Linked DNA regions of Homo sapiens: all the other regions are linked to region 3. The links are chromatin loops, found by intact Hi-C in ENCODE. Cell type or tissue: Calu3. All regions are shown on one strand.

What was found. Hi-C counts contacts between places; a loop is a spot of excess contacts. Peaks named below come from ENCODE experiments on the same cell type or tissue, not always from the same donor. Only the 100,000 strongest peaks of a DNase experiment are listed, where the experiment ranks them.
Region 1: it touches region 3 in a loop (3-fold over the local background); 1 of 110 quality-filtered maps calls a loop at or near these places.
Region 2: it touches region 3 in a loop (2.4-fold over the local background); 1 of 110 quality-filtered maps calls a loop at or near these places.

Annotation. Positions count from the first base shown.
Region 1 is chr10:66,818,609-66,826,608 of GRCh38, reverse strand. The region is part of intron 7 of CTNNA3 (catenin alpha 3); the gene reads left to right. Among named protein-coding and RNA genes, the nearest start is that of LRRTM3, 100 kb to the left of the region's middle. In Calu3, no CTCF peak of the experiment used is centred here; a DNase peak (open chromatin) is centred at 3,558.
Region 2 is chr10:67,112,791-67,120,790 of GRCh38, reverse strand. All of the region lies in intron 7 of CTNNA3 (catenin alpha 3), which reads left to right. Among named protein-coding and RNA genes, the nearest start is that of LRRTM3, 190 kb to the right of the region's middle. In Calu3, no CTCF peak of the experiment used is centred here; a DNase peak (open chromatin) is centred at 4,680.
Region 3 is chr10:67,490,590-67,498,589 of GRCh38, reverse strand. The region is part of intron 5 of CTNNA3 (catenin alpha 3); the gene reads left to right. Among named protein-coding and RNA genes, the nearest start is that of MIR7151, 91 kb to the right of the region's middle. In Calu3, no CTCF peak of the experiment used is centred here; no DNase peak of the experiment used is centred here.

The DNA.
Region 1 (8,000 bases), 670 kb after region 3:
ATTTGTTTGGAGCTTACTTTTGGCTTAAACCTCAGAAAATAACACAAATCTCTATTATCTTACAGTAATTATAATAAATAAATGTGTAAATAAATAATAAATTAGAAAACAAACATTCTAGGCTGGGCAACATGGCAAACCCCCATCCCTATTAAAATACACAAATTAGCCAGACGTGATGGTGTGAGCCTGTAGTCCCAGCTACTCAGGAGGCTGAAGTGAAAGGATCACTTGAGCTTGGGAGGTTGAGGCTGCAGTGAACTGTGATCCTACCACTGCACTCTAGCCTGGGCGACAGGGCAAGACCATGTCGTAAACAAATAAAAAAACACAAACAAACCAAACATTCAATTACATAGACATGTTTAGCAGGTTTATTGCTCTACCATTGACACAGGGTAAATTGCACATACTAAATGGGTACAATTTTCGTAAGATTGACATATGTCTATCAAAAAGAACTGACAACACCATCAAGAAACATACTGAACACCCCTAAATTTTCCTAGTGCCCTTTTGTAACCCCTTCCTTTTGAAGGAGCAAATGAAAGTTCCTTTCACTCCTCCCCTAAAAATCCATTCTAAATGACACTTGGATAAGAAGGAATTAGGTTGACCACTATAAGCAATTTTATATATACATGTTGAACTAAAAAAGTAGACAGTAGGAATTCAGAGAAGGAAGATTTCAGGAGAATACAGGAGTGTTTTGAAACAATTCTTAGGGCCTGGGGAGCTTGAATTCAATCTGGAACAGGCAGAATGATTTGGGAGAGCATTTTGGCTTTGGGGTAAGGGATGACAAAGCGAAGCCAGAAATGAGGGCTCCACAATCCTGGGACAGTGAGATGACTTCTTTGACCCGAACAGAGGCAGTGTTCTGATGACCTGTAGAAAAAAAAGTTTGGCTAGCTTGTGGAAGATCTTAAATGAGGCTGAGTGTAGGTTTAAGATAAAAAGGAACAATTGAAGACTTTTGTTTTTAACTACGGAAAGTGATTTAATTCATTCATTTATTCATTCATTCAAAAGGCTAGGTGCGGTGGTTCATGCCTATAGTCTCAGCACTTTGGGAGGCTGAGGCGGGTAGATCACTTGAGGTCAGGAGTTCGAGACCAGCCTGGCCAACATAAAGCAAAACTCCATCTCTACTAAAAATACCAAAATTAGCCGGGTGTGGTGGCGCACAGCTATAATCCCAGCTACTTGGGAGGCTGAGGCAGGAGAATTGCTTGAACCCGGAAGGAGGAGGTTGCAGTGAGCTGAGATTGCACCACCACACTCCAGCCTGGGCGACAGAGCACGACTCCATCTCAAAAAAAAAATATATATATATATGTATATATACATTTTTATTTATATAATATATATTGTCATTTATATAAATATATATATCTTAAAATATATATGTATTTTTAAAAAATATATGCTATTTTACACTATATGTCAAGCATTGTTCTAAGTGCTTATGAATGTGCTTTTAATATGTGGCCATTTGTAAGGGCACACTCTGGCCTGTGTGTGAGTGTGTGTGTAATTTGTTTTTCTAAATAATTTTTTTTTTTTGAAAATTTAGATTTACAGAAAAGTTGCAGGAATCTTACAAAGAGTTCTTGTATACATTTCACCCAGTTTCCCCTATTGTTAACATCTGATATAACTATGGTAAATTTGTCAAAATTAAGAAACTGGCATTAGCACATTAATGTTAACCAAACTCCACACTTCATTTGGATTTTCTTAGTCTTTACCTAATGCCCCTTTTCTGTCCCAGGATCCCGTTATGGGATTTAGTCACCACGTCTCCTTAGGTTCTTTAGACGGCGATGACTTCTCAGGCTGTCCTTGTTTTTGATGACCTTGATGGTTTTGAAGAGTACTGGTTAGGTATTTTATAGAACGTCTTTCAATTTGGGTTTGTCTGATGTTTCCCACATACTGTCTGCTTTTGAAGAAACAAATGGAAGTTCCATCCACAATTTAAAAGAAAAGGTCATTTTATTAATTTTATGCTTGGATTATATAGATCTTTAATCTTTTCTGAACAGTAAGCCTCATATTCCCCTCAAATCATGTTCAAGGTACCTATTTCCTTACCTATTCATTTTGGGTATCATACTTAACCATTTCAGCCTACCAGGGTTTCCTGTAAAGAAGTGCTTTCTTTTAAATGAGTAGAGATTTGAATGACCAATTCCAGGAAATCCTTCTGAGATAGCCATCATTCAGTCACCTGTGTACTTATTGCTTCAATAACAGAGGCTAAAATGCTTAGCTGTATCCTAGTCCGTGACTTGAATCAGCACATGGCTTTGCTTGAATGTTTTATAAGTTTCTAGCTGCTATATCACAGATTAGTGCACTGGAATGACAAAGTACAGTCTTAGCCGACACAGGCCACTGTGCCATTTTCTTATATACTCTCAAACCCTCTCATGAATTGAAACACCTAAAGTTGAGCAAAGACATGCTGAATAGAACCCCATACATAGTTTCTTTAACATGACATTTCTTAACCATTAAGAAATGGACTCTGGCCCACTCTCTAGGAAAAAAAAAAAAGAGTATGGCATATTTATAGGGTTCTTCTTTCTTTGAGACAAATGAAAGAACATTCACATTTTTTCCTTTCTTTTCCCTTTCTATCTGTTACATAAATTTGAATTCAATCTGAGCTTTAAGACCCTTGGAGGGAATATGGTAACTCTCCAATATTTTACCCGTGGATGGTGTATGCTTAGGTTTGATTCTGGCCCCTCTGGTTATTAGCAGTGTGTCATTGAGTCTGTCAGTTAGCCTGTCCTAAGCCTTGCTATTTTGATCCATAAATTTAGGTAATAATATCTACTTCCTAAATTCAATTTGAGAATCAATTGGGATAAAGCATATAAAGTGTCCAGCGCAGTGTCTAGCACAAAACTCACTCAATAAACATTAACTATTGTTATTATTGTTATTTTTAATACTTAGTATGATAAACTAATTAAGAAAAAACTGGATGCATTGGCCATGATTCTAATAACAGCAGCTGATGTTTCCGACTCTCCTCACTGCCTTGCATCCTGCTCAGACATTCCTATGCTCAGTGTCTCCCTGCTCCAGCCTCCAGCTGCCTGACCACTAGCCCATCACAACTCTACATTCATCCTCCTTGTAGAAGAAGAATGGCTGCTTCCACAGTTAGTAAATAGGAAATAATTGTTTAAGAAATTTTTTTTTAATTCACATAAAACATCTGTTTGAGTTAGGAAATTAATAACAAAAGGATTTTGCATTCAGAATTTTGTCTTGGTGATGACATGGAATTTATGAACAAATAAAATTTTAAAGAATTTCAGGTTTTGTTTTACTTTCTAAAGAAACCAGCTTGAGTTAATGTCTACCATTGGCATTCTCTCAGAGTCACTGCTCAGTTCTCACCACCAGCTAGGAATGTGGACAAGCTGTTAATATATGGATTTTCCAGACTCCTAAACACAGTTCTGCATTAGTTGGAGGCTCTGAGAGACTGGTCTGGGACTGTGCTACTACCAGAATTGTTGCAGGCCCCCTGCCAGGACTCACAAATCCCAGCTTTGCAGGGTGGTAATTGTAGTTGTCTTCTCAGTATGCCGTACCATAGAGCCTTTCTTGTTCTGTCTGTTACTTCCTCAATTAAAAAACATAGCTTTCTTTGTGCTGGCCTGTGGATCAGATGTTTCAGAGCAGCAGGAAGAAGATAATCTTACACCTAAAAAAATGTAAAGGTTCCTTACTTACTGAATCAATCAGCAGCACCTGCTCTGCCCAGCCAAAGTAGCAGTTTCATTCCTGGCAGGTCTTACTAGCAGAGGGATAGTTCAAGAATCCTTATCCACAAGTATTTGTTTGTTCTCTTTCCCTTTCTCTCCATAAGAAGTAAAAGCAGTAACTTTCTTTAATAGGATCTGTGCCCTTTCGTTAAAAATAGTGAAGACTGATAATAGTCTACTATTGAAAGTGTTTAATTACAGGTTACTGGAAGTGTCGCCAGAACTTTATTTCACATGGCATTGCAGAATTCTAGGACACATAAGTGGTATAACAGAGTTTTAGAAAGCTGATAATATGTATAGGAGAATGGGTGTGCTTCATTAATTGTACTTGTAAATATTGAAAATTAATGGGTTTCCAAAGAAAATATTCCTCTGAAAGTATCCAGAAAATCAGGAATAGTGGTTAGTCACAACTCTTGTGCCAATCCTGATTGATCAGTAGCGGCTCCCTGGGACACTGTGATGAGGATTCTGAAGGCCCGTTCTAACTCCAGTTAAGAATGCCATGATCGATTAACAATGCTTGCCGTGGTCATGGAACAAGGAAATGACATCTTATATATTAAATATTTGTCATCCGTAGAATCACCATTTATGCTAGGCCAAAGCATGATGCTATAATTATTTATATTGCTAAAATATATAATATAAACATATTACATACTTTATATATTATATATTGACATAAATATAAACGTAATATTTATGCATAAATTTTACATATAATATATGTAATTTTATATAACATAATTATATACTTTATATAATGTAAACAATAATATATTAATAATGATGTTGTTAATTACATAGTATGGAAAATTTAAACAGTGTGCTTCAAAAAATATTCAGGACAAAATTTAAATTACAGAAACAAATACTCTGCTCATTTATTTGTTCAGCCACAACTTGTTTAGCAACTTCTGTGTGCTCCAGTGCTGTGGATCTAGAGCTAAATAAATTCTTGTGTCTGTCTTGAAGGTGCTTTGGTTGACTAGAGCAAATGGTGTGGAAACCGTTGCAAAGACTTAATAAATACGATGATAAAAGCGCATACTAGCAGACTGAGTGTTCACAGAAAAGAAGAAGCAATTAACCCTGTATAAGTTCATGAGGAATCTTCAAAGAGGTGACAACATGGTGTCATTCCTGTCTCTAGAAATAATGCTAAACATTTAGGAATCATTTGCTCTTATGACTCAAAACAACCCTGTTGAAAATGGATAGTGCTCTTTTGTATGTAATAAAGATCAGTGGGTTAGGTTGCTGCTGGTTTTCTATTATTGCAAATTGATTCCCCTGTGAATTTTCAGCTGTGGTGAATTCTTGAATACCTGGATTCCTCAGTTTATATCTTTCCTACCACTTTTTTCACATCAACTCCTATTAAATTCCACTGCTTGTTTTATATTGATCTCCGTTGTCCAAACTGTTATACTCACTGAGATATTTATAGCCAGAATATGCCCATAAAGACAAGGGACCTGCTGGCAAAGCATTATACATTTGGAAATAATTTGACATACCATACCTTGTATGGGCTTCTGGGTTTTCAAATTGGTTAAACTGTCAAATCTATATCTTTCTTTGCTTTAAAATGTCAAGCATATCTAATTACAATTTTTTTCAAATACGTCATAATCACAAAATTTACAAGGAAACTATGTGCATGAATAGACTTAGATGTTTGTGTATTGTTGTCTATGGATATGAGTACACATATGTACACAGGTTTAAATTTGCTTCAGGTATATCCATAATTAAATCTCTCTAAGAAATCACGTATGCTGATAATATTTTAAAACATGTTGTAGTGGATGGAGACTGACTAATAAGTTAATGATGATGGAACTGAGGCAAAATATAAAGGGGTGTTTTGTAAGGAAGACTAACACTTTTGTATATACCAGAGGGAGCTTTTGTCCAATATTTGCATTTTTATTTTTAAGACTTATTATTTCTAGAAGACTTTTTGTATATAAATTAACCTTATTTTGGTCATAATCAGAAGTTATAAACTAGTTTTATAAATTTTAACCACAGATTATGATTTTTTCTGATTGTAGAAGTAATTAAAAAATTTGAAATAGGAAACCATACCATAGAAAGTAGAAACCACTCATGATCCCGTCACCAATATACAACTAACATGGACAATTTTTTTTTTTTTTTTTTACTTTCACTTCCTTTTTGGAGTATGTTACCATATACTTTTCTCTCAGTCTTTTCAGCCATTCAGCAAATATTTATTAAGCACCTCATAATGTCCATGACATATGTATATATCTGTGTATGTGTACATGCTTGTCATTTATTTTTACTTGAGCTGTAATTCATATACCATAAAATTCATCACATTAAATTGTATAATTCAGTAGTTTTTAATATATTCACAAAATTGTGCAGCTATGATCATTATCTAATACTAGTATATTTTCGTCACCTCAAAAAAAAACCCTTTAATCGTTACCAGTCACTTCAATTTCTTACCCTCACCCCCAGCAGCCACTAATCCACTTTCTGTACTTTATAGGTTTGCCTATTCTGGGCATTTCTGTAAATAGAAAACATAGCTTTTGTGACCAGCTTCTTTCATTTAGCGTAATGTTTTCAAAGTTTATCCATGATGTGTAGCAGAAATCATTATTTCATTCCATTTTTATGATGGAATAATATTATATTGTATGAATATGCTGTAATTTTTAATTCACTCATCAATTAAAGACATTTGGGTTGTTTCCACTTTTTTTTTTTTTTGCTATTATCACTAATGCTGCTCTGAACATTTATGTACAAGTTTTTGTGTGAACTCATTTTCAGTTCTCTTTGGTACATACCTAGGAATAGAATTGCTGGATGAGCTGGTAACTATATGAATAACATTTTGAGGAATTGCCAGACTGTTTTCCCCAGTGGCTGCACAATTTTACATTCCCATCAGTGATGTGCAAGGTTTCCCATTTTCCACATCCTGGCCAACCCTTTTTATTTCTGTGTTTTAAATTATAGTCATATTAGTGGTTGTGAAATGATATGTCATTGTGGTTTTCATTTGTGTTTCTCTAATGACAATTGATACTGAGTATCTGTTTGTATTGACCATTTGTATGTCTAGAAAAATGTTTAGTCAAATCCTTTGCCTGTATTTTAATTGGGTTATTCTTTTAAATAGTTGAGTTGTAATATTGCTTTATATATTTTGTATACTAGACCCTTATCAGATATATGACATGCAAATATTTTTTCTTCCATTTTGTGTGTTTTTTTCAATTTCTTGATTGGGTTCTTTGAAGCACATTTTGAAAAGTGCTTCATTTTGATGAAGTCCAGTATACCTATTTATTTTTCGCTGCTCGTACTTTTGATGTCATACCTAAGAAACTATTGACTAATCCAAAGCCAAGAAATTTATACTTAATGTTTTCTTATAAATATTTTATAATTTCACTAGTTACCTTTAGATCTTTGATTCGTTTTAAGTTAGATTTTGTATATGGGGTAAGATAGAGATCCAACATCATTCTTTTGCATGTGGATATCCAGTTGTCCCAGACCCATTTGTTGAAAATAATATTTTTCACATTTGAATTATCTTGGTACTCTTCTAAATATCAATTGACCAAAGATGTATGGGTTTATTTTTGGACTCTCCAGTCTATTCTATTGATCTATTTGATCCATTATGCCAATACTACTCCAACCTTTTTTTTTTTTTTTTTTTTTTTAAGACAAGAGTTTCCCTCTGTTGCCCAGGCTCTGGAGTGCGATGGTGCGATCTCAGCTCATTGCAACCTCTGCCTCCGTGGCTCAAGAGAGTCTCATGCCTCAGCCTCCTGAGTAGCTGGGATTACAGGCACGCACTACCATGCCCTGCTAATTTTTGTGTTTTTAGTAGAGATGGGGTTTCGCCATGTTGGCCAGGCTGGTCTCAAACTCCTGGCCTCAAGTGATCCGCCTACCTTGGCCTCCCAAAGTGCTGGGATTACGATGGTGAGCCTAACTTTTTTCTATGATTGTCTTGAGTATTCCGAGTCCCTTGCTTTTCCATATGAATATTATGATCAACTTGCCAATTTCTGAAAAAAACCCACAAAACACAGCTGGAATTTTGAAAGGGACTGCATTAAATTTGTGACCAATTTGGATATTGTTGACATCATGAGAATATTAATTCTTCCAATCCATTCCCCAGAATGTCTTTCCATTTAT
Region 2 (8,000 bases), 380 kb after region 3:
AAACAGGATAACTTTTCTTTGTACGGTAAGGGAATCTTATCAGTCTGTATGTTCCTATAATATTCATCAAGAAAATGGGCAATAAACAAGATATATACAGTAGGTGAGATGTTTTTGTTGGCTTTTCTCTTTTGTAACTCTCCTTGTCATGCAGGAGGGTGCCCTGAAATATTGAGTCTTTTATTTTCTGGAAAGTGCTCAATTTTCTTGACTACTCCATTTGGGGATCAGAAATTTCTTTTCATTTCAGAGGGTTTTCAAATGCCACATAACTTCTTGTGAAATGCAAAGTATTTTAAGATTTTGAAGCCATGGTATAGAAGAGCATTAATGGTCATTCAGGATACTTCTTCTCCCTTCAACTTGCTATTTGACCTTGAAGAGTCTATGTGTATGATAAAATCAATATATATATCTTGCTTCACCAAAGGAAGCTTATACAGTCTAATGCCATGTAGTTTGGATAAGATGGTTGCTTTCCCTCGTAGTATAAAGTGATAATTTTTGATCAAACTAACAAGTCATTCACTTGATTCAGGGTAGAAATATAATACACAATGGATTATGCAAGTAGAAAAAGTCATTTCATAATAATTGCCTGACATTTAAAAACTGGAATTCAGTAAAAGCTGATTAAATTTATTTAATTATTATGTCATTGTGGATTTGCAGATCTGACTTCTCTTTGTAATTCAGCACAAAATTCTGCATCCCTCTTGTGTGCTATTTCATAGTTTAAGGTCTGATTCAGATTTGTTGGTTTTACCATGACAAATCTCTTTATCTAGAGCTAAGATATGGAAATGTTCTCATTTTTAGAAACACTATTTGGTTATTTTAGAATTATCTGATTTGCAGTGGTGGATTCTGCCTGCCTTTTTGTCTGCCTAGGAAACCTAAGGCAGGAAATACTTGCAGTATTTCATAATCAAGGAACACTCTGAAATGTCCTTTAAAAATAAATACGATGTGTCACATACCTTAGAGAATGAGTTTACTCCCCCAGAGATGGAATTAAATTTGCTGATGTTTAAAAATACCAGCATGATTGATAGACTCTTTGCATTTGACCACCTGTTAATGAATTCTCATTCACTACTTGTTTTCCCTTACTAAAATTATATTTAAATCACACTGCACAAAAACCCATAGATACTAAAAGATTTAGAAAGAAAAATTAACAGAATTGTCACACCTCTGATAAGTGAATTGTTCTCCAAGTTGTAATTTTATATTTTAAATAGATAATTCCAGACCCTCTGGTAAATCTCATTAGTAAGTATGTTTGAGGTTCTAACAGAGGTTCATTGTTTACTTAATTGCTGAAAATTTGCTTTTCGCTGCAAGTCTTTGGCTTTAATTAATGAGTTTTTGTGTGTATGTTTTTTTTATCTCCGGTAGTAGTATGTCCAGTGATGTAGAGAAGATGTATAGCTCAAACAATGGTTAACGTCTGAGTTTCCTTTTAACACTGAGATTCTGAAAGTCTGTGAATTCTTATGTGATCATGGTATATTACTCTAGATGTTTACATCTGAAATTTGCAGGTGGACATAAATAGAGAATAGAGATGCTTTACCAAATCTTCCAAAAAAAGAAAAAGAAAAATTCTCACTCTCAGTACTTCACACATATCTTCATTCTGTCAGTGGATTTGCTGGTTGGTTATTTTGTAGAGCTAATATGAACACACATTGATGTTTTCATTAGTATTTGGCTTTACTCCAGTTATATTGGCCTACTTTCTTAGTCCCAAACAGTCCAGAAATTGTATTTTTCTCTAAAATTTGGGGAAGTATCTAAGTTATATTTCATATGAGAAAATTTACCTCAGGGTTCATAATATTTTCTCTGGTACAAAAGATAAATGGCAGCGGAAAATGATGCTTTGGTTAAAAATGTTATTATATATTTCTACATAAACAGTTCTGATTCTTATTAATTTTCATATATTTCAAATTATGATATAATTGATGACATTTATGTGTAGTTTATATGGACTAGGATTGAGAAATGCTTAGTTCATGAGAGGGGAGACATGGCTTTCTAAGTTTTTAGGGCAGGCTCCAAATATTTTTATTAATATCATTTTTATTCTATTACTACTGTGCTTTAGATAAAATAGGCACTCAGAAAATATTTTGGAATGAATGAATTATAACTGAAATGATGCTACATTTAAGTTTTCTTTCTATGCACAATAATTAACTTTGGGATAAGGGGAGGATATAATAGAGTTCATGCTATTATTGAATAGTGTTATGCCATCTTTCTTGTGAAAAGGGATGACTTTTAATTTTTCCAAAGCTTTGAGATCTTCAACATAAAAGTTAATATCAATGAAATCCTTTAGAACAGAGCAAAGCAGAAGTGAGAAGGGCATGTCCTTGTAAGTTTTATTCCTGCCTGAGAGGCATCTGGGAATGCCAGTGAATGGATATCGGAGAGGAATGGATGATAATGGAAAACTACTTAGAAAATCACCAGCTAAGACACCAGATAATCCTAGCATGTGGTTTGGGAAACCACACTCTTTTCCAACAGTGCCATTCAGTAGAGCAAGTCTCTGGTGTGTAGAAATTTTCAGCAATAATTATTGATTTAGATAATTCTTTTGCATTATTCTTTATTCCAACCTTTATTGATTATGCTTTTTTCCTAAAGTGCTGTTTACTGGACAGATGTCTTAGATGCGCCCACTGTTGTCTGAAAGGCAATAACTATTTCAGTTAGCTATTAGCATGCTAAGAAAACTTGGGTAATTCCACCCACTTCACATTAATTTGCTCTTGTTGATTATTTGCTGTAATGTGTTAAATAATTGCTCTTGAATCGGTCATGAAAAGCAGTCATTTACCCGTTTGATTGCTATAAATATCTATGAAGTCATCCAAATGTGCTTCCATATTATTCAGAACTCTTCTAAGTCATTAATAAATATACTGAACACCTGTGCTAGCACTGATCCCTGAGGCACCTCATTATTAACCTAATTGCACAGCTTCATGATATTTCATTTAACCTTGATTTTACTATCAAACTTTTTTCAAACCAAGACATTTCAAATTAATAATAAAACTTTACCTTGTATCTTGTGATCACCATGGCTTTATAATTGAATTTGCACATTTAAAAAATTCTGAATGAAATACTTGAATGTTCATTTTTTAAAAAAATTTCAAACAATATTTATACACTTGTCTCCCAGGTATTTTCTGAAATTCGACTTGTTTACAGTCTTCTTTTCATTGTTTTTCTTCATCAGCTATTTTTAATATGTTAGGGTAAAGAAACAATAATTCCATAGTCACAGTATTGTGGTTTTGGATACAATTCTTTTTGTGAGTCCCAACTCCTCAATGCTATTTTATTGCTAGCTGGTACCTCCATCAAACTGGAACAGGAAAGGGAAAGGAGATGGAATGTTGGCTGACATTCCTATTCATCAGCGAAGCTATCGCAAGTGAAGAATGAGGTTTGAACCTTCTGGTTTAAATCATACTTATGGAGTATAGTTGTTTTTTTTTTTAAATATTGGAGCCAGAAGGGACTCTGAAGATCACATGGTTAAATTTCCCTTATTTTTCAGATAAAGAAGCAGAATCCCAAAGAAGTGAGCTGACATTGCTGAAGGTCAAACTGATCAGACCCAGGGCTGTTTTTCTCTGTTGTTCAATTCATGGCAGCCTGGCTTAGGTTTTCATCATCTTTGTTTCTTACTACCAGTAATTAAAATTTTCTGTCTTATTTATTCTGATGATTTTGAGATGAATCACATTTAAGCCTCTTTTACACCATCAGCTATATCTAATTTATTTTTTAAATCTCTAATAGTGTCTTGAAGATAGTAAGTTCTCAATAAATATTATTGAATGCATGAATAAATCTAGAAGCACACTGTTTAGTAGACTCAACAATATATATGCATATACATGTGTGTTTATACACATATAAAGTAAAGCTATAGAATTTTTAATTTTTATTTTACTTATCTCATAGATCTACTTAAATCACATAAACAAAATCATAAAGCATATTTTATATATTATATATATATATATATATATATTTTCAAAACTGACTTCCAGATGGTTAGGTGCTACGATCCTTAGATTTATTTCAACTGGCTGTTCTAAATAAACTGAGTTGTTCTGTGATGTTGACTGTAGCCTTTATATAAACTTTATCTAATATCACTTGCTCTCAGACTCTCAAATTCAACCAAACTCCCTCACAGATATCTGAGCTATTTTGGAGAGGCAAAATTCTACATATGAGAAGGGCCCTTCTACAAAAACTAAGGGCAGAGAAGCCAAGATTCTTATTGAAGTTGGTTCCCAGGCTCCCTACCTCCCAAGGGAGGCATTACTAGAGAAGCTTCTATATTTACCTATTTTATATATCTATCGTACTTTATTTTTGATAATAACATTTGAAAATCATTGAAATGCTATTCATTGCTTTTGGAAGGTCACCACTCAAATCAAATGGTCAACATTCTATCATCTGAATAAGTCACTCCTTAGAAGAATTTTAAATGCCTTTGAGGTGCATTATGTATTTCAGGTTCATGATTCATCTGCTTTGGGGAAAAGTATTATTTCCTGGCACGTGTTCAAATGCTGTAATTTAAGACATTTATAGTAAATTATTATACCACTGCTGCAAATGCAATTGATATGACCCCAGGAGTTATGCCTGGGGAATAGTTGACTCATCTAGTTGGATCTGGCTGATTGTTCTTTAGCAAGCTAGAGAAAAAGAAAAAAACAAAGAAAGAAAAAATAACTCTTTAAATTTTTTTGTCAAATACCTATGAAGCATAGGAATACTGAGCATAAATGTAACTTAAAGAAATAATATAAATGAGCAAGCAGAGAGGATCAAATTGCTAAACTTCTTTAGAGGTGTCTATTTAAATATTTGGCCTAGGAAGTGTCAGATGAAATGTCATTACAAAACAACTAAAGATCAGCTCTGACCTAAAAGAGAGCCCCTTTCTGCTTGTAGGATCTGAAGACCCAACTTTTGCCCTCTCTCCCCACCCTCTTAACCATTTCCTATCACAAATTTCTTTAAAAGTTTTGGTGTAAATCTGTTTATTTATTTTTATTTTTATTTTTAATTTCATTGTATTGGTTTGTAACATCCATTCCTCTAGTAGATGAAGAACAAAAGATAAATCCTGTGGCTAATTTTGTGGGCTTCAGAATTACTCAAGTCTGAAATTCCTTTGATACTTGTATCATGTAGCACCCATGTTCATCAATTTTATTTTATTTTATTTTATTTTTTTATTATTATTATACTTTAAGTTTTAGGGTACATGTGCACACTGTGCAGGTTAGTTACATATGTATACATGTGCCATGCTGGTGTGCTGCACCCATTAACTCATCATTTAGCATTAGGTATATCTCCTAATGGTATCCCTCGCCCCTCCCCCAACCCCACAACAGTCCCCAAATCTGTTACTGAAAAACATAATATCTACAGCATGCTTCCAGAATCTGTCTATCTCATTTTTATTTCCCTCATGTTCTTTTTCATGATCACCTGGGTGATTATAGTCGTCTTGTTTGCACTGTTGTTAGATTAATTGCTTCCATGAGGCTTTTGCATGAGGCATAGACAGTGTTGACATAATCTTGAAGTTAGTCAAATATTAGCCCAGAGATGGAATCTGTGGTGTGTAGGGACCAAAGTGGCTCCAAGAGATATGATCTGAGCTTGTGAAAGAACTGTGGAAGTTCTGAGCTGACACAAATGGCATACGACAAGACATGCTATATAGGATTCTTAGATACATAATCCCATTTCTGGGGTATCCAAATTTAAATTTTCCCACACTCTTCCTGGGGTCTTCTTGATCAGGGTTGACCCAAAGCTGCATTAAACTCCACATGATTCATGCTTCAGACCCAAGCCAAGATCTGAGATTTTTTTAAAAAAAGAGGTAATTGAATTGTACCCTTCAGGGCTGATTCTTAGCAGAGGAAAATCACAGAAGGTTGTATCCTCTCCAGGACACCTTCCCCACATGCTACACACACACACACACACACACACACACACACACACCTTTAAGAACCATCACTATGGTGATTTATTAATAGTGTGTTATATCTTTAAGTACTTAGGATTAGAAAAGAAATTAAGAACTACTGGATTAAAATTTCTTATTTAATTTTAGGTGTGTGCTGGTAGTTATGTAGGTACAGTTACATCCATATTTATAGTATAACAAAAGTTGATGGCAGCAGGAAAAACAATAAAAAAAATCTACAGAGACTCCAGAATAAATACATTTTGTGTGGACTAGCTTTAATATTAATAATTCAATTAAATTAGATTTTTACTCATGTTTTTATATTGCTTAGATTTGTAAATTAATTTCACTCTGTTAAGGAGACATCTCTGTTTTTACATTTCCATTTTACTCTTTGAACAGAATTGAAATATAATCCAGAACCTTGTCTAAGAATATTTTTAAAATGTAAATGTAGAGGCCTTATATTCCAAAATTTTAACTTATTAAATATACCAATTATAGATATATAATTAGTACATTGGTACAAATTCAGTCTTTAATTTTCAAAGAAAGTTGGTGATATAGGAATTATATAATAATTGGGAACAGAATTTAATATTTTGATATACATTAATTTTTTTTCTTTTCTTGCATCTAATATCTGTTTTGAATTTTTTTTTTTGAGTTCTCCCCCTGTCACCCAGACTGAAGTGCGGTGGTGTGATCATAGCTCACTGAAGCCTCAAACTCCTGGGCTCCAGTGATCCTCTCACCCCAGCCTCCTGAGTAGCTGGGACTACAGGTGTGCACCACCATGCCCAGCTAATTTTTTAAAAAACTTTTTGTAGAAATGGGGATCTCACTATGTTGCTCAGGCTGGAAAAATTCTTTTTAAGTATTTTCTAAATGTAAGCTAAAAGTCTATAGGTTGTCATTAAATGATTTGTACCTTGTTTTATTAACAAAGTTAGCCAAATTCCACCTTGTAGATAATAAGCCATGATAATTATATCCAAACATTTATTCTTCCACCTTCTCTGATAGCCTAAATCTCTTTTTCTGAGCTGCCTGTCTGCCCCTCCAATCCCAGCCTAGTAAGCTATTATCATACCACTGTACTGCAGCCTGGGTGGCAGAATAAGGCCCTGTCTCTTAAAAACAAAAATTGTTGAGAAATTCATTTCTAACGCTTGCTGACTCTTTTGAAAATAAACCTTGTTGGACTCTAACCGATCACCTGAGAATATGTTTCTGTTAGTGGAGAAAGTCTTGAAATGTTATCTCCTATTTTGCTTAGTGATCTTTATGTCTGAACAACAGCATATGAGAAGAGTGGCGTGCTGTGTGAGTGTGTATCTGTGGGTTTTTCCACACATCTTATATGTAAATTGCAAATAAAGGAACTAAAATTTTAAAAGATGAGTCAGGGATGAGATAATGGTACGTGGGCATGATGTTAGGAAGAAAAAAATTAGCATCCTAAAGTTAAGATAATGCCACCATTTCAGTAAAAATAAAAAAAATTCTTTTAAAGAATAGTATCTCTGGTTTATTTCCTCATTTCTACCTTTTACTTCTCTCTAAATAATTTCAGAGAACATATTACAAAAGACATATGATATAGGATTAACAAAACAGGATTAGAAAAAGTATATAAAAAGTATTTACAAAGGAGAAAGCTGGGACACTCCATGGGAGTCTTAACATGGTCACCATGATAGCGAATGTAACCCAGTTCTGGGTTTCTGAGCAAAGGTATAGAGAAGACAGGTTGTGTTACAGGCCTCTAGTACTCACTGGGGATGAAGCATAACCATTTCCCAAGGGAATCTTTTTTCCAGACCTAGCTCTGAAGTACATTACTCACATGTTTTTTTTTAAAAAATGATATTCCATAATGTGATGGATGTATTTCTCAAAAAGAGTTTTGATTAAATGTAGAAGAAAATCCCTGAAGGCTTTTTCCTAT
Region 3 (8,000 bases):
AACAAATGGAAAAACATTTCGTGCTCTTGGATAGGAGAAATCAATATCATGAAAATGGCCATTATGCCCAAAGTAATTTATAGATTCAATGCCATCCCCATCAAGCTACCACTGACTTTCCTCACAGAATTAGAAAAAACGACTTTAAATTTCATACAGAACCAAAAAAGAGCTTGCATAGCCAAGACAATTCTAAGCAAAAAGAACAAAGCTGGAAGCACCACACTACCTGACTTCAAACTATACTACAAGGCTGCAGTAACCAAAACAGCATGGTACTGGTACCAAAACAGATATATAGACCAATGGAACAGAACAGAGGCCTTAGAAATAACACCACACATCTACAACCATCTGATCTTGACAAACCTGACAAAAACAAGCAATGGGGAAAAGATTTTATATTTAATAAATGGTGTTGGGAAAACTGGCTAGCCATATGCATAAAACTGAAACTGGACCCCTTCCTTACACCTTATACAAAAATTAATTCAAGATGGATTAAAGACTTAAGTGTTAGACCTAAAACCATAGAAACCCTAGAAGAAAACCTAGGCAATACCATTCAGGACATAGGCATGGGCAAGGACTTTGTGACTGAAACACCCAAAGCAATGGCAACAAAAGCCAAAATTGACAAATGGGATCTAATTTGAACTAAAGAGCTTCTGCACAGCAAAAGAAACTATTATCAGAGTGAACAGGCAACCCACTGAATGGGAGAAGATTTTTGCAACCTATCCATCTGACAAAGGGCCAACATCCAGAATCTATAAGGAACTTAAACAAATTTACAAGAAACAAACAAACAACCCCATCAAAACGTGGGTGAAGGATATGAACAGATATTTCTCAAAAGAAGACATTTATGCGGCCAAGAAACACATTCAAAAAAGCTCATCATCAGTGGTCATTAGAGAAGTGCAAATCAAAACCACAATGAGATACCATCTCACGCCAGTTAGAATGGCTATCTTTAAAAAGTTAGGAAACAACAGATGCTGGAGAGGACGTGGAGAAATAGGAAGGCTTTTACACTGTTGATGGGTATGTAAACTAGTTCAACCATTGTGGAAGACAGTGTGGCAATTCCTCAAGGATGTAGAACCAGAAATACCATTGGACCCAGCAATCCCATTACTAGGTATATACCCAAAGGATTATAAATCATTCTACTATAAAGACACATGCACACATATGTTTATGGGAGCACTGTTCACAATAGCAAAGACTGGTAATTAACCCAAATGCCTATCAATGATAGACTGGATAAAGAAAATGTGGCACATATATACCATGGAACACTATGCAGCCATAAAAAAGGATGAGTTCACGTCCTTTGGAGGGACATGGATGAAGCTGGAAACCATTATTCTCAGCAAACTATTACAGGGATAGAAAACCAAACACTGCATGTTGTCACTCCTAAGTAGGAATTGAACAATGAGAATACATGGGCACAGGGAGGGGAACATCACACACCAGGGCCTGTCAGTGGGTGGGGGCCTAGGGGAGGGATAGCATTAGGAGAAATACCTAATGTAGATGACGGGTTGAAGGGTGCAGCAAACCACCATGGCACGTGTATACCTATTTAACAAACCTGCACTTTCTGCACATATATCCCAGAACTTAAAGTGTAATTTTTTTAAAAAAAGATAGACACATAGTTTATGCCAGAAAAATAAAAAAGTTAAGATAGCTTATAGAAGGTTGAGTGTGTATTACCTAGAACTTCTCTGAAAACAGTAAGTGTTTATCATTGGAATTATAGACAACAGATATTATATATGGCTTATGATTATTAATGAGAAATACAATTTGTATTTCTTACTTGCTACATCTCATTTTGAACTGTATTCCAAAATTGATGGAATTAGGACAGCGCTACAAATTTATTTCATTATTTAATGTTATAAGCAATTAAAATTTTATTCATATGAGATAACCATGCTCTCAAAATTATAACTAATTTCATATTCAGTTACCTATATGAAATCCTTCTTAATCATTCTTTAAAACTGGGTTGTACAAGAGGTTCTCTTGGGCCAGTGCTGGAGTAGACAACAGAGGGGTGAGAACCTCCTGTTGAAAAGGAAGAAAAATTATCATGCAACAATTTGGAAGGTTTGGATTTTTTTTAAAAAGGCAAGTGCATTAAAAAATAATGAGATAGTGTAGTAAATTATGAAAGGCTGGGAACGTGGCTTCAGTAAAGGCAGAAAGTCCTTTATTATTATTTTTAAACCTATCTTTCTCCTAACCGTAAACATAAGCCATATATTCATGAATACAACCCCCACCAGTGTGTGAGGCCAGTCTATTAAAAATAAAAAGGCACATAGGAGTCTGTCACACCGCAAGATGAAAGCTGTGTTCTTTATGCATGGATATCATTTTGTTTTAGAAGGGTTGTAAAAAATAATACAATTATAAAGAAAGTCAATTTATGGAAAGAAGGTAGACTCTTCCCGCATTATGTAAATACTTTCTACTAGGGTGCTCGATATAAGAAATATACTACACAGCATTTCACTTTCACAGAAAATATGTGATGATTATTCACATAATAACAGGAACTTTTAGAGCATGTGAATATTCATTTATGAATTATTGACAGAGAGGTTGGAATGTTAGGAGATAGTGCCTACTGGACATTATTTAGTAATACAGATTTTCCATCTCTGAAGCTGTGGAAGTGCCTACTATACAGGTTAGGTCTTTGATTTACTTAATTCTTACAATAATCATATAATGGGAATATTATTTTCCCCTTATAATTCCCATATAATGGGAATATCAATTTTCTCCCCTATTGGGCCACTCACACAGGATGTAAGTTTCAAATCAGGCCTAAGTAATAAAAAATGGCAAATTCTTGATATTTTGGAATGAGAGACAATAGGCATAACCAAGTTGTTATACTGCCTCTTCCATGTCACCTCTTCTGTGCCTCCTGAGCAAATACCCTCCAACTTGGGGAGAAGAGGAGAGTTGGATAGGAATAGAATAAACTTAGACATGGTTTGTTTTTGTGCTGGTCTACCACTACTGTCTGCCACTACCCGCCCATTCCTCCAGGGTAGGAGACATGATAGAATTTACTGCAATGAAATTTGGGAGATCTGAGATGGCCAGTGAATCTCAGGCCCTGTATGGACCTATGACTCTAAAAAATGCTTCTAGGAGTCTTAGGGAAACGGAGAGAATGTTTCTGCCATGTTGTAACCTTGGAGTCTTTTTAGTTCTGGGATAGTGTGTAGGGGCATCAGAAATTTTGTCTTAGGTCCAGAGTGTGGGTAGAAGTCAGTGGAGAGAGGGTGTCAGGGAGCTTGATCACATGGAGGAGAGCAGGGGAAGCAGGCCTCAGTCAGGAAACATTGTAATTTTGGAAGTATACAGAGGTTTAGATGGCGGTGTGTGTGGGTACAGCACTTTATCATGTACTTTGACTTTTGTATTCCACTTCTGCCATAGCCAGGTGGGAGACAAGCTGTTGCTTTGGTTAGGGTTGCCAGATAAAATAATACAGAATGCCCAGTTAAATTTGAATTTCATATCAATGATGAATAATTTTCTAGTAGAATTATGTCTCAAATATTGCATGGGGCACACTTATGCTAATAAAAATATTTATTCTTTTTGAAAGTGAAATTTAACTGGGAATGTTTTATTTGCTAAATCTGGCAACACAACTCTTTGGTGCCCTGAGCCAGTGAAGGAATCAAACTATCCTGTGCTTTATCCATCTTTGAAGTTTGACAACAGGTGGGTGCCCCACAACAGGTGTTAATATTACATTTCATAGAAGAAGTAATTCTCAGTTCAAGAAGTAATTCTTAATTCTTGATGGGTTAGTCTGTCTTTCTGAGGCAGCCCAATTAGGCCAAATAGAATGGAAAATATTTAATCCCTAGAAAATTTCGAGAGGGTAACCTATTTAGTAGCTTGTTCTAGAACACACAAATAGTAAATGGCAGCATCAGGTTTTTGCAGGTCCAAATAGCCTCCACAATACACATTCAAAATTTAAAAAGCTCCTCAGGAACATATTTATTGTGTAAAGAAAGGTGCTCTTAAAAACTGACTGGTAGGTAGCTGCTGCTATTTTCTATAATGTACTCTTGTGTTATGGTCAGGCCTACAAAAGAAACCTTACAAGTCTTTCCCAGGAAACATCCTTTTGAAATTAATTGAATTATTTTAAAGAAATAATGAGATATTACTTCTTTTTAACTTGGCATTTTATTCAAAGGATGTTTCTGAAATTAAACCAGTGGGAGTTTAACCAAAATAGTACAGTGACACAATGATGCCATTTAGAAGAATGTTGTGCTGAGTTAAATAGCTCTAATTATCAGCAACTTTCAAATTATAAAGCAATTAAAAAAACCCTCAGTTTTCTTCTTCAGTGGAATCCATAGTGATTGTATGAAGCATTTCATCTGGTTTGGATAGCTGGGTTTCAGCATCTATTTTGAGATCCCAGAGTCACAAAAAGTATGCTATCCTTAAACTTAGTTTTCTCTTGTGCCCAGAATAATCCTGTATTCTGAATCCCATTTTCTTCTGTCCCCTGAGGACCTTCCTTTATAGGAAGTTGTATTTTGCCTTTACTGTCAACTTTTCATTTTTTTCTACTCATTTTTCCTTTTCAGCATATTAACCTGTTAAAGTTTGATCCAAACGACATGACGATGCTGGCAACAACAGCAGCAGCAATGGTAACCTTCTTTCAAAGCAATACCCCATCCAGCGACAGTCCTGTCTTTCTTCTTTTCCTCATGCTAAGTTTCTGAAAGATTTTAGGTGCGCTGACCTGCTTACTAACTACATCCATTTTTGGACAGAAGCGAGGGAGTCGAATGTTTCCTGGAGCTAGTTTTGTTAACTGGTGTTCTATTTCCATTAAGTATCAGATGCCACAAAAATTCCAGTTAATCATGAAAATAATTAAAAAGAAATGTTAATATATACCTTAAAAAATACATGTTAAGCATATAAAATCAAACTTTTTTTTTTTTTTTTGAGACAGAGTCTCGCTCTGTCACCCAGCCTGGAGTGCAGTGGTGCGATCTCTGCTCACTGCAAGCTCCGCCTCCCGGGTTCACGCCATTCCCCTGCCTCAGCCTCCCGAGTAGCTGGGACTACAGGTGCGTGCCACCACGCCCAGCTAATTTTTTGTATTTTTTAGTAGAGACGGGGTTTCACCATGTTAGCCAGGATGGTCTCGATTCCCTGACCTCATGATCCACCCGCCTCGGCCTCCCAAGTGCTGGGATTACAGGGGTGAGCCGCCGTGTCCGGCCTAAAATCAAACTCTTAACATAAAAGCTATGCTGTACAAATATTCCTTTTGCGAGCTTTTTTTTTTTTTTCCCCCACGTTGAGCTAGGTGAAGCTTCTGAAACAGGAAATCAAAGAAATCTGGCCTGAAAGGCAACCCCCGCCTTTTAAAAAAACAAAACAAAACTACCTTTAAAAAGCACAGGCATTTTTATTGCTTCAAGGATCTTCAAAATGCAGCTAAAATTCAAGATTTAGGGCAATCTATTATTAACATTTTTGTTCATTCAATGAACATGAAATACTCCCAACAGTTTAAAATTGTTAATTGTAGAGGAGGGGAGGTTTCCATGGTCTTTTCTTTTTCTATGATTCCTTCCTCTCTTATTTCAATATGAGCCAGCTTATTTGCCTCCTTGTGACCAGCTCAACAGCCCTGCCAGCAGACTCAGTGAAGGCATGGTTTTATTAGCAGTTGTTGGGTGGATGTAAGTATCAGTATAGTTATTACTGTGGATGTTTTAATTATGTGCTTGCTAATCTGTCCTTAGTACTTGCTGTTCCCTCTTCGTGGAATGATTTTCCCCTAGAGCTCACAGGACAATTCCTTCTTATCATTCAGGGTTCAGCTTAAGTATCACTTCCTTACAGTGGATTTCTCTGATTAATCTAATGTAGACTTTCGCCTCTTCATAGCAGTTATCACTGTAGGAAATTATCTTGCACATTTGATCTTTAAGTTGTTTATTGCCTGGCTTCTCCATTGGGACATAAGCACATTGTCTCTCTTGATATTAAGTGGCACTCAATAAACACTTGTTGGAGAAATGAATGATATGAAAGGTTAAGTATACAAGTGAGTCAGAAGTCAAACATTTCTAAGGAGAGGTTTGTATATACTATTTTTTATTAACTTGACTTTTCACTTCTCAGTAATCTATTTCTGCCTTTCACTTGCACAAACACTGTTATTATGATCACTTATCCAACTGACATTTTTCAGACCTTTTAACTTCAACTGTTCTTTTTTCCTGTAAATCTTAATTTTCTTTTTTTTTCTCCCAATTTTTCTCCTACATGTCTGGACTCTTCCCAGTTCCTGTCAGAGTAAATGTTGATATTGCCCAGAACATAACTTGCTCTTCCTTTTCTCTCCTTCTCATTTTTCTTTCTTTCCCCTACACCCTCTGTATACTCTATAGAGTAAAATCATATACACCCACGGAGTCAATAACTGCCTTTAATCTAACAATTGGATGATTCCCATATCTTTATTTCTACCCCATATATTTCTCTTCAATTCAAGATTTTATCCAGTTACTTAATGAGGTGTTCAAGCTCAAGATGTCCAAAATTTAAACGTATTATATATCATATATTGTAAATACATTTTTATATACATTTAATATATTATCTTTTCTTTCCTCCATTCCTATACTTTTTTTCCACTTATATTCCTTGTTGGTGAATGCCTGCTAACTGGTTATCTTGCATTCAAATTCACCCCTTTCTAATTCAGCCTAAATATTATTACTGGAAGGATTATTTTAAAATGAAAATCTGAACATATCCTCAAGTAAAAATCCTTCAATGGTTCTGGTTCTCTGTTGCCTTTAGAATGAAATCTAAATTGTATAAAGCAACTGTGACCCTTTATTTTCCCAGAGCTTTGTTTTCAGCCATATCAGAGTATTTTCCGTTCTTTGAATACATCACATTTCTTCTGACTTCATGCCTTTGCATATACTGTTACAGCTGCATGATTATTTTCCTCCTGGAATTTTCTGATCTGGCTCTTACTTGTACTTCAGTTGCATATGTGATGGCTCCTAATTTGGAGGTAGATACTACTTTATGGTGTTTCGAAAGGATTTCCTGTATACTTTTATCCCATCACTTGTCATACTGTATGTGTTTCTCCTTCTACTGTAATAAGCTCCTTGAAGTCATAGAGAATGTTTCCTCTCTATTCCCCAACAACTAGGACAGTGCCAGGGACAAAGTTGATTTTTAATGTTTTAATAAATGGTTGCCAAATGAACTATGGTTGCACAGTTTTGTGTATATCTATATTCTTATTTCTATCTATATCTGTCTGTAATTTTGGTGAAAGTCTTCATAATCTTTTGAGGCTGTTTGATTCACTTTGGGATATTATGCTACTATTTTATTTTGATTCACTATTGGTTTTTTTGAGGGGATATTTTCAACTGAGTTTTTAAAATTTTTATTTCTGTTTTCCTGTCATATTAGTTTTTTTTTCTTTTTAGAATACTTGTAGGTTGCTTAAGCCTCAGCAATTCTGTGATGGTTTGGGATGGTTTACAAGATCCCTGGTTAGAACTCTTCTGTTAAGGTTGTAAAAGATAGTTTATTTCCTCAGTAGCTTTCTTCAATTAAGAAAAATTCTTTTGTCTTACTGGATTCTGATTTTCCCTTTCTTATTTCTTCTTATGTTCACTGTGTAGTTTCCAGAGTGCTTCTCCATTCCTTTGTTACCCTTCTCTCTCCCAAGGCCTTTCTAAGACCACCTCTTAGAGCCCCACATACTCATTCCTCCTTCTAGTAGGCTCTGATCTACCAGGACTCTTTTTCCATTATTTTTGCAATGAGAGTAGAATTTCTCTTTATAGCTGTGATTTTAGATCAATTTTAAATTTCATTGCTAGGTTCTCTCTTCTGTTTTCAGTATGGTTCTCCCCCATCTCCCACCA